Linked DNA regions of Homo sapiens: region 2 is linked to region 1. The links are chromatin contacts, found by Hi-C or POLR2A ChIA-PET in ENCODE. All regions are on one chromosome and are shown on one strand. The core of a region is the stretch at or near the end of the contact, and the rest is flanking DNA. Distances in the headings are between cores, read along the strand shown.

Region 1 (3,662 bases), core at 331-2,830:
CGTCGCCTGTAATCCCAACACTTTGGGAGGCTCAGGTAGGAGGATCACTTAATCCCAGAAGTTTTTGAGACCAGCCTGGGCAATATAGTGAGTCCCCATCTCTACCAAAAAAAAGTTCTTTGATTTTGTTTTTGTTTTTTTCTTCAAATTACACGGGCATGGTGGCACATACCTGAAGTCCTAGCTACTCAGGAGGCTGAGGTGGGGGGATCACGAGCCCAGGAGGTTGAGGCTACAGTGAGCCATGATTGTGCTACACACCATTCAGCCTGGGTGACAGAGCGAGACCCTGTCTCAAAAAACAAAACAAAAGCCATTGCAATGGGATCCTGAGGGATACAGGGAAAATTGTATCACTGGAGAGCTTCAGGAGAGAACTGATGAAATCCTGGTTGTTCCACATCTTGCCCAAGACAAATCCTATAGGTTCAGATAAGCAAAAACTGTGAGATAGTTTATCTTTCCCTTAAACTCGGAAAGCACATAAGGTACCATGTGAAAACACTCTTCTGGTGAGTGATGGGAAATAATTCAGTTTGAGAGCCAACTAGACCTAGATTCAGACCTAGATTTGAATCCCATCTATGCCACTGATTAGGATTAACCTCAGACAAGCAATTTATCCTCTCTGAATTGCAATTTCCTCATGTCTAAATGGGAGGAGAATGCCCAAGATGCAGAGTTGTGAGGATTAAACAGGCTGCCGGCTTGTATAAAGTGCTCACATCTTGCCTGGGAGAGAATCGCTGCTCAGGATGGTGACATGGTAAACAGTATGGGTTCAGGAGTTGAACTGCTTGAGGCTGAGCCCCAGCTCCACTATTTAACCACTATAGACTTCGGGCAAATCTCTCTAAGCCAGTTTCCTCGACTCTAGAATGGAGATAATAGTATCTATTTCTTAGTGTTATGATGACCAAATCAGATGATGTGCATAAATAGATTAACCTGACCTGGCACAGGGTAAGCAGCTGCCATTCTTCTCCTCTACCTCCCTCATGCTTATTCTAGTTGGTAATGTCAGTGACACCACTAGACTTTAACTGTTGGGGGTAAATATCCTTTTTGTTTGTTTTTTTAAAACCAAATTTAGCAGTGGGGGGTTGTATACCAACTTTAGTGACCCTAACGTTGATAAGTTCTGATAACCCACTACTATCGGACCAGCCACCCTTACTGATCTTTGTCCCTCCCTCTTTAGCTAACAGTGCCCCCGACAGGCACCAATAAATGCCCTATTTTTTTCCCTGTGTCTCCCAAGAGAAAAAGTAAATTTCAGATTGTGTTCCCCCTCCTAGCGCCAGAGAAAGGAACTACAACAAAGCCTAGCTGCTGAGTCCAGAGCGCACAGCACAGTCGCCCTCCCAGCTCTTCCGTCGGCCGGGAGGAGTCTCCTTTGCTCTTGTCTACTGCTGGAGCTGCTAATAAAGTTTCATTCGAATACTTGAGCTGCCGCGCCCTGCGTTTCCCTCATGAGCTTCTTCCGCCCGCAACACGAGACTCAGCACCACACAATCAGCGTGGCAAAGCCTGAAGGGCGGGACAGGAAGTGAGGTCACTCCTCACCGGGGTGAAAGGTTAGCGGAAGTGTCCTTCTTTCCTTTTTGCTGGTAGGGCCGGGTGGTTGCTGCCGGTAAGTAGAAGCTTGGGTTGAATCTTTCAATCCGCTGCCATCCGCGGCTTGGGGGTCGAAGGTCCGGGCGGCGCCGGGTGCATTCCTTCCCTAGGTCTCTGGCGGCTACGTATCCGATCCTGTCCTGCGAGCAGGGCCCTCGGGCGGCCTTGACCAAGGCGACAGTGAACACAGTCTGAAGTTCCGGCCCAAGACCTGGGCTTGCTGGCAGGAGTCAGCTCTGGGCATCTTTGGCTTTACGGATTTTTAAGTGGCCCTTTCTCCTTGCTCTCTGCAGAAATGGGCAAGTTCATGAAACCTGGGAAGGTGGTGCTTGTCCTGGCTGGACGCTACTCCGGACGCAAAGCTGTCATCGTGAAGGTATCAGCCTCGCGGGACTCTGCGTCCTTGCATGCCGGGACCAGGCTGGCTGCGGCGGGGCGGGCAGGCTTGGAATTCAAGGCCTGTTTCTGGGGCAGTAGCCAGTGAGCACGGTCAGGGTGAACGTGGGAGAGTTTTTGAGAGAGGAAGAAGCACAGTAAAAGCAAATGTGAGCTGAATTGGGCTCCCAACGCATAAAGCCTTCTCCACCAGAGGCTTTAAATATATAGTAATAGTGGCTGACATTGCACGCTTGCTATGTGCTCCCACTGCCTTTCAGGTATTGTCATGTGCAGTCCTTGAAGTAATCATAGGGGATTCCTTTTCTTTTCTTTTCTTTTTTTTTTTTTTGAGACGGGATCTCTGTCCAGGCTAAGTGCAGTGGCGTGATCACTGCAGCCTCGACCTCCCGGGCTCAAGCGAGTCTCCCATCTCAGCCTCTCGAGTGGCTGGGACTACAGGTGCGTGCCACCATCCCCAGCTATAGGGGGTTCCTTCCTGTTGCTAAGGTTTGGAGGTGTTCTGTTATTTACCTGAAGTGCTGCAGCTGGGAATCTGTAAGAAGAGGAGGAAATTGCTTTTAGAAAGGTCACATAGCCCCTCACTGTTTTCCTCTTATCCATGATTTTGTAGCTTCTTGAGAGAGTTCCCTAGGCTCTGGCCACATACACCACTGCGTTTTGTTGTTGTGGGGACACTGGAGTACCCCTGGATTCCCCTCTCCCATCTCCTGAGACTGATCTCTGGAGTTAGGCTGTGGTGTCTTAACCTTGGCTGTACACTTCACTAGCAGTGGAGCAAGTGAATAGATACCAAGTCCTGTGAGCAGTGCTTGGCATATAGCAAGTACTTCTTAAATGTTAACTGTTGCTACTTTTAAATCTCTTACCTCTAGTAAGCCGTTCCAGATGCTTCCTGATGGAGATAAACACTGTTCTGTTTCTCTTTGGTCATTTCTCATAGCTTTCTGTGATTTTTCTCTTTATAATGGTGGATCTTGGAGACCTGAGGGTGGAAATATTTTTTGGACACTGCACTACCTCTAACACAGGGCCTAAATAGGCCCTCAGTGAATAACAAATGTAATTCTTACTCATTTAGAACATTGATGATGGCACCTCAGATCGCCCCTACAGCCATGCTCTGGTGGCTGGAATTGACCGCTACCCCCGCAAAGTGACAGCTGCCATGGGCAAGAAGAAGATCGCCAAGAGATCAAAGATAAAATCTTTTGTGAAAGTGTATAACTACAATCACCTAATGCCCACAAGGTGAGCATTTCAAGAACTAGAATTTAAATTTCTTCTCCCTGCTCTGTTGAATAATGAGACAGACCTTGCAGCCATTCCAACACCAGGAAGGGATATCATTTCCAAAATGTTCATCTTCAACTCATAAAGTGGCTATGGTTTCCAGTTTTGCCTTTGATCCATCTTTTAAGTGTTGGGTAAAGATTGTTTTCCATCCACAGTAAACACAGGCATGGGGTCTGATCTGCCCTCTTCCACTGTTCCACCCTCAAGGATAAATACAATAGGTTTCAAAAAGTCTGTGAGTGCGTGAAAGCAAGTCTTCCCCAATTAATTTTACTCACCTGTTGGGCCCTTTAGTCTGGGGACATACACTGTCTTAGTACAGTGTTTTGTTTTGTTTTGTTTTTTTTTGAGAC
Region 2 (3,662 bases), core at 375-2,874, 2.2 Mb after region 1:
TTGGACAAGTCACTTATTTTCCAGTGTCTTAGAGATGCCTTATCTGTAAAATGGAGACACTCATTCCTATCGTGTCTAACTTGCCAGGCTGTGGTGAGGTCACATGGCTCTGTGCGTAAAAGGTACACAGTGCAAACGTGCTGGAATGTCAGGGATGCTATTAAGGAAGCAATAAGAAGAAAGGGTCACTGGGTGTGTGGCGAAGGAGAAGTGGAAAGGGCGCCAAGATTTTAGGCCTCAGTGACTGGTATGGAGGGTTCTCTGGGTCCTCTCAGTCCCTGTTTATGGAGGGCTGGGGGCTTGGGTCTAGAGAATTTCTCTCTGAGAAACTACGCCCCCGGGGGAATCGGCCCCCCCAGCCCTGCGCCAGAATCCCCTGCAGCAAGTTTCGGAGCAAGGCCTCCTCCATGCTTCCCTCCCAGTCTTGCCCAGCGCCCACTGATGAGGAAGGGCCTCTGCGGGTGAGACCTGCTTCCCTCTCGGATAGCCAGGGCTGATGATTTCAACTCATTAATCATTCCGAACTCTTCCCAACAAACAGCCTCATGGCTGTCCCGGACCTCCTCTGTCCCGGCTCAGGAAATGATCTCGGTCGGAAGTGAAAAGACCAAATCGGCCCCAGGAGGCCATTTTCTTCGACAGAAGCTGAGGCGTGGGGGCGTGGCCTTCCCCCGCTTCCCCCTCCACTCCCCCGCCCGCCCCCGGCCCCGGCTTTCCGATCTCGGCCCAGGGAAGAGCCTTGGTCGCGAATCACCAGTTTGCATTTGCCCCTGGGGCGGGGGCGGCTTTCTGAGACCAGGCTGGGGCTGGGACTCCGCCACCTTCAGCTAAGGGTACCGAGGTCAGTCCGGGAGTCGCGTCACCGGGACTCGAACCCGCCTCTTCGTCTTCCGAGGCCTAGTGCGAGCCTGCGGCGCTAAACGCAGTCACACTGTCCCTTTAAGGCGGCACTTTTTATTCTTCATTTGTTTACTTCTTCATGCGCTCTTCGGTCTTTACAAAATGTGCTCGCGATATCCTTCCGCAAGTGTCAGTCTCAGGCACTCACCACCCGCCTTGAAGCCATTTCTATAATCTTAAGACTCGCGAGTTAGCAGCCGTGGGCCGACGTCTCTCTTTATAGGATTTAATTCTTTTACATTTTAGGGACTACTTTTTAGGAATAAACCATTCTTGCGTTAGTTAATAAAGGTTCATAACCTTCGGAACCCCTCCGCTGAGAACAAAATACGATAATAGCCTTTATAACGCACCTTTTCATAAAAATATTCTGTGAGGACTCTCATAGGCCATCGAATCTTCTCGTATTCCTGAAACAGAATGGTACGGTCCAGAACCCGCCCCATCTTCTCTGCGATTGGCCGTCCTTCCTCAGCGAGTCGTGTGATTTTTCACCAATGGCCGCTCGCGTTTCTTTAGCGAGGTCTAAGCGATGGAAGGTGGCGGCCAGGGAGACGCCCCCTACGCGTCCTGGGATTGGCTACGTCGCACGGCGCGCGAGGGCGGCGGGCCCGAAAGATAAGAACTACGACTCCCGGCGCCCCGCAAAGGGAACTCCGTTACGCATGCGCACGGGCGGGGCGAAAAAGCTTCTATATAAAAGGGGCGCAGAGGACTGGGAGACAGCAGTTGGAAGTTGGCAGGTGGAGAGGCAGGTTGGGAGGGAAAGTCGGGGGAGGACGCGGAAGAGGAGCTGTGGGAAGGGGGAGGAGGGAGGGAGGAAAAGAGGAGGAGGCGGAGGAGAACTGAGCAGAGCAGAGCATCGAGCCAAAGGGGAGATGAGTTTGTCTGTCCTCTGCTGAGGCTACGGCCGGGCCTAGGGAACTGGGAGCTTGGGTGGAAGCGACACCCGTGGAAGTGGGAGGAGGTGGCGCCGGGACTTTAACCCCTTGTGGGCTCTGCGGCAGGGGATTTAACCCTTTGTGGATCTGGCCCCTCGGAGGCAGCGTCATCGGTAGTTTTAACCCCTTCGGGGCTGGGTTTCACGCACTGGACTTACCCTCATCACCTTGCTCACCAACTCCTTTATTGGGGTGCTCCGCTTGGAGGTTTGAGGCCCACCTCCGCCCATTACGTACTGTTCCTGCCGCTGCACCCCCTTGGACCCGCTAGCTGGCCGCACTGTGGGCGCTTAACCCTTTACTGACTTGAGCTCCCCAGATTGCAGTTGGAGTTTGCTGATAGAAGGACTAGCTAAAGGCGTCACTGCAGGAATTACAAACTGAAGAGGACTCTGTTGGACTGTTTTTTTTTTCTTTTTCTTTTTTTTAAGAAAAACCCATTTTTTTCCTTAAGGACTTACTAGCCAAAATTTCTTAAACTTCGAGGACTCTACTAGCCATGGCCGAGCCATTCTTGTCAGAATATCAACACCAGCCTCAAACTAGCAACTGTACAGGTGCTGCTGCTGTCCAGGAAGAGCTGAACCCTGAGCGCCCCCCAGGCGCGGAGGAGCGGGTGCCCGAGGAGGACAGTAGGTGGCAATCGAGAGCGTTCCCCCAGTTGGGTGGCCGTCCGGGGCCGGAGGGGGAAGGGAGCCTGGAATCCCAACCACCTCCCTTGCAGACCCAGGCCTGTCCAGAATCTAGCTGCCTGAGAGAGGGCGAGAAGGGCCAGAATGGGGACGACTCGTCCGCTGGCGGCGACTTCCCGCCGCCGGCAGAAGTGGAACCGACGCCCGAGGCCGAGCTGCTCGCCCAGCCTTGTCATGACTCCGAGGCCAGTAAGTTGGGGGCTCCTGCCGCAGGGGGCGAAGAGGAGTGGGGACAGCAGCAGAGACAGCTGGGGAAGAAAAAACATAGGAGACGCCCGTCCAAGAAGAAGCGGCATTGGAAACCGTACTACAAGCTGACCTGGGAAGAGAAGAAAAAGTTCGACGAGAAACAGAGCCTTCGAGCTTCAAGGATCCGAGCCGAGATGTTCGCCAAGGGCCAGCCGGTCGCGCCCTATAACACCACGCAGTTCCTCATGGATGATCACGACCAGGAGGAGCCGGATCTCAAAACCGGCCTGTACTCCAAGCGGGCCGCCGCCAAATCCGACGACACCAGCGATGACGACTTCATGGAAGAAGGGGGTGAGGAGGATGGGGGCAGCGATGGGATGGGAGGGGACGGCAGCGAGTTTCTGCAGCGGGACTTCTCGGAGACGTACGAGCGGTACCACACGGAGAGCCTGCAGAACATGAGCAAGCAGGAGCTCATCAAGGAGTACCTGGAACTGGAGAAGTGCCTCTCGCGCATGGAGGACGAGAACAACCGGCTGCGGCTGGAGAGCAAGCGGCTGGGTGGCGACGACGCGCGTGTGCGGGAGCTGGAGCTGGAGCTGGACCGGCTGCGCGCCGAGAACCTCCAGCTGCTGACCGAGAACGAACTGCACCGGCAGCAGGAGCGAGCGCCGCTTTCCAAGTTTGGAGACTAGACTGAAACTTTTTTGGGGGAGGGGGCAAAGGGGACTTTTTACAGTGATGGAATGTAACATTATATACATGTGTATATAAGACAGTGGACCTTTTTATGACACATAATCAGAAGAGAAATCCCCCTGGCTTTGGTTTCGTAAATTTAGCTATATGTAGCTTGCGTGCTTTCTCCTGTTCTTTTAATTATGTGAAACTGAAGAGTTGCTTTTCTTGTTTTCCTTTTTAGAAGTTTTTTTCCTTA

Evidence for each region. A loop is a pair of places that touch in the nucleus more often than their neighbours do. ChIA-PET counts read pairs that join two places held with the same protein, here RNA polymerase II (POLR2A). Pooled maps may share reads with other maps.
Region 2: a loop to region 1 is called in a pooled map, with 8 times the contacts of the local background. The contact joins the promoter of HEXIM1 here to the promoter of RPL27 in region 1. A Hi-C loop is called at or near these places in 1 of 50 pooled maps. POLR2A ChIA-PET finds 5 or more read pairs at or near these places in 3 of 52 experiments (B cell, activated B cell and activated CD4-positive, alpha-beta T cell).

Annotation. Positions count from the first base shown.
Region 1 is chr17:42,996,839-43,000,500 of GRCh38, forward strand. RPL27 (ribosomal protein L27) reads left to right here and starts at 1,581. Exons shown (of 5, transcript NM_000988.5): 1 at 1,581-1,633; 2 at 1,911-1,993; 3 at 3,095-3,264. The coding sequence starts at 1,913. It overlaps LOC124904006 (a long non-coding RNA gene), which reads right to left and starts at 3,095. Exons shown (of 2, transcript XR_007065759.1): 1 at 2,883-3,095; 2 at 1-2,548. RefSeq lists enhancers at 1,138-2,337, 1,303-1,612, 1,623-1,862, 1,933-2,042.
Region 2 is chr17:45,146,851-45,150,512 of GRCh38, forward strand. HEXIM1 (HEXIM P-TEFb complex subunit 1) reads left to right here and starts at 1,625. Exons shown (of 1, transcript NM_006460.3): 1 at 1,625-3,662. The coding sequence starts at 2,341. The coding sequence ends at 3,420. It overlaps HEXIM2-AS1 (HEXIM2 antisense RNA 1), which reads right to left. Exons shown (of 3, transcript NR_186789.1): 3 at 2,812-3,662. RefSeq lists enhancers at 728-1,610, 2,014-2,063, 2,114-2,163, 2,214-2,323, 2,728-3,283 and 1 more.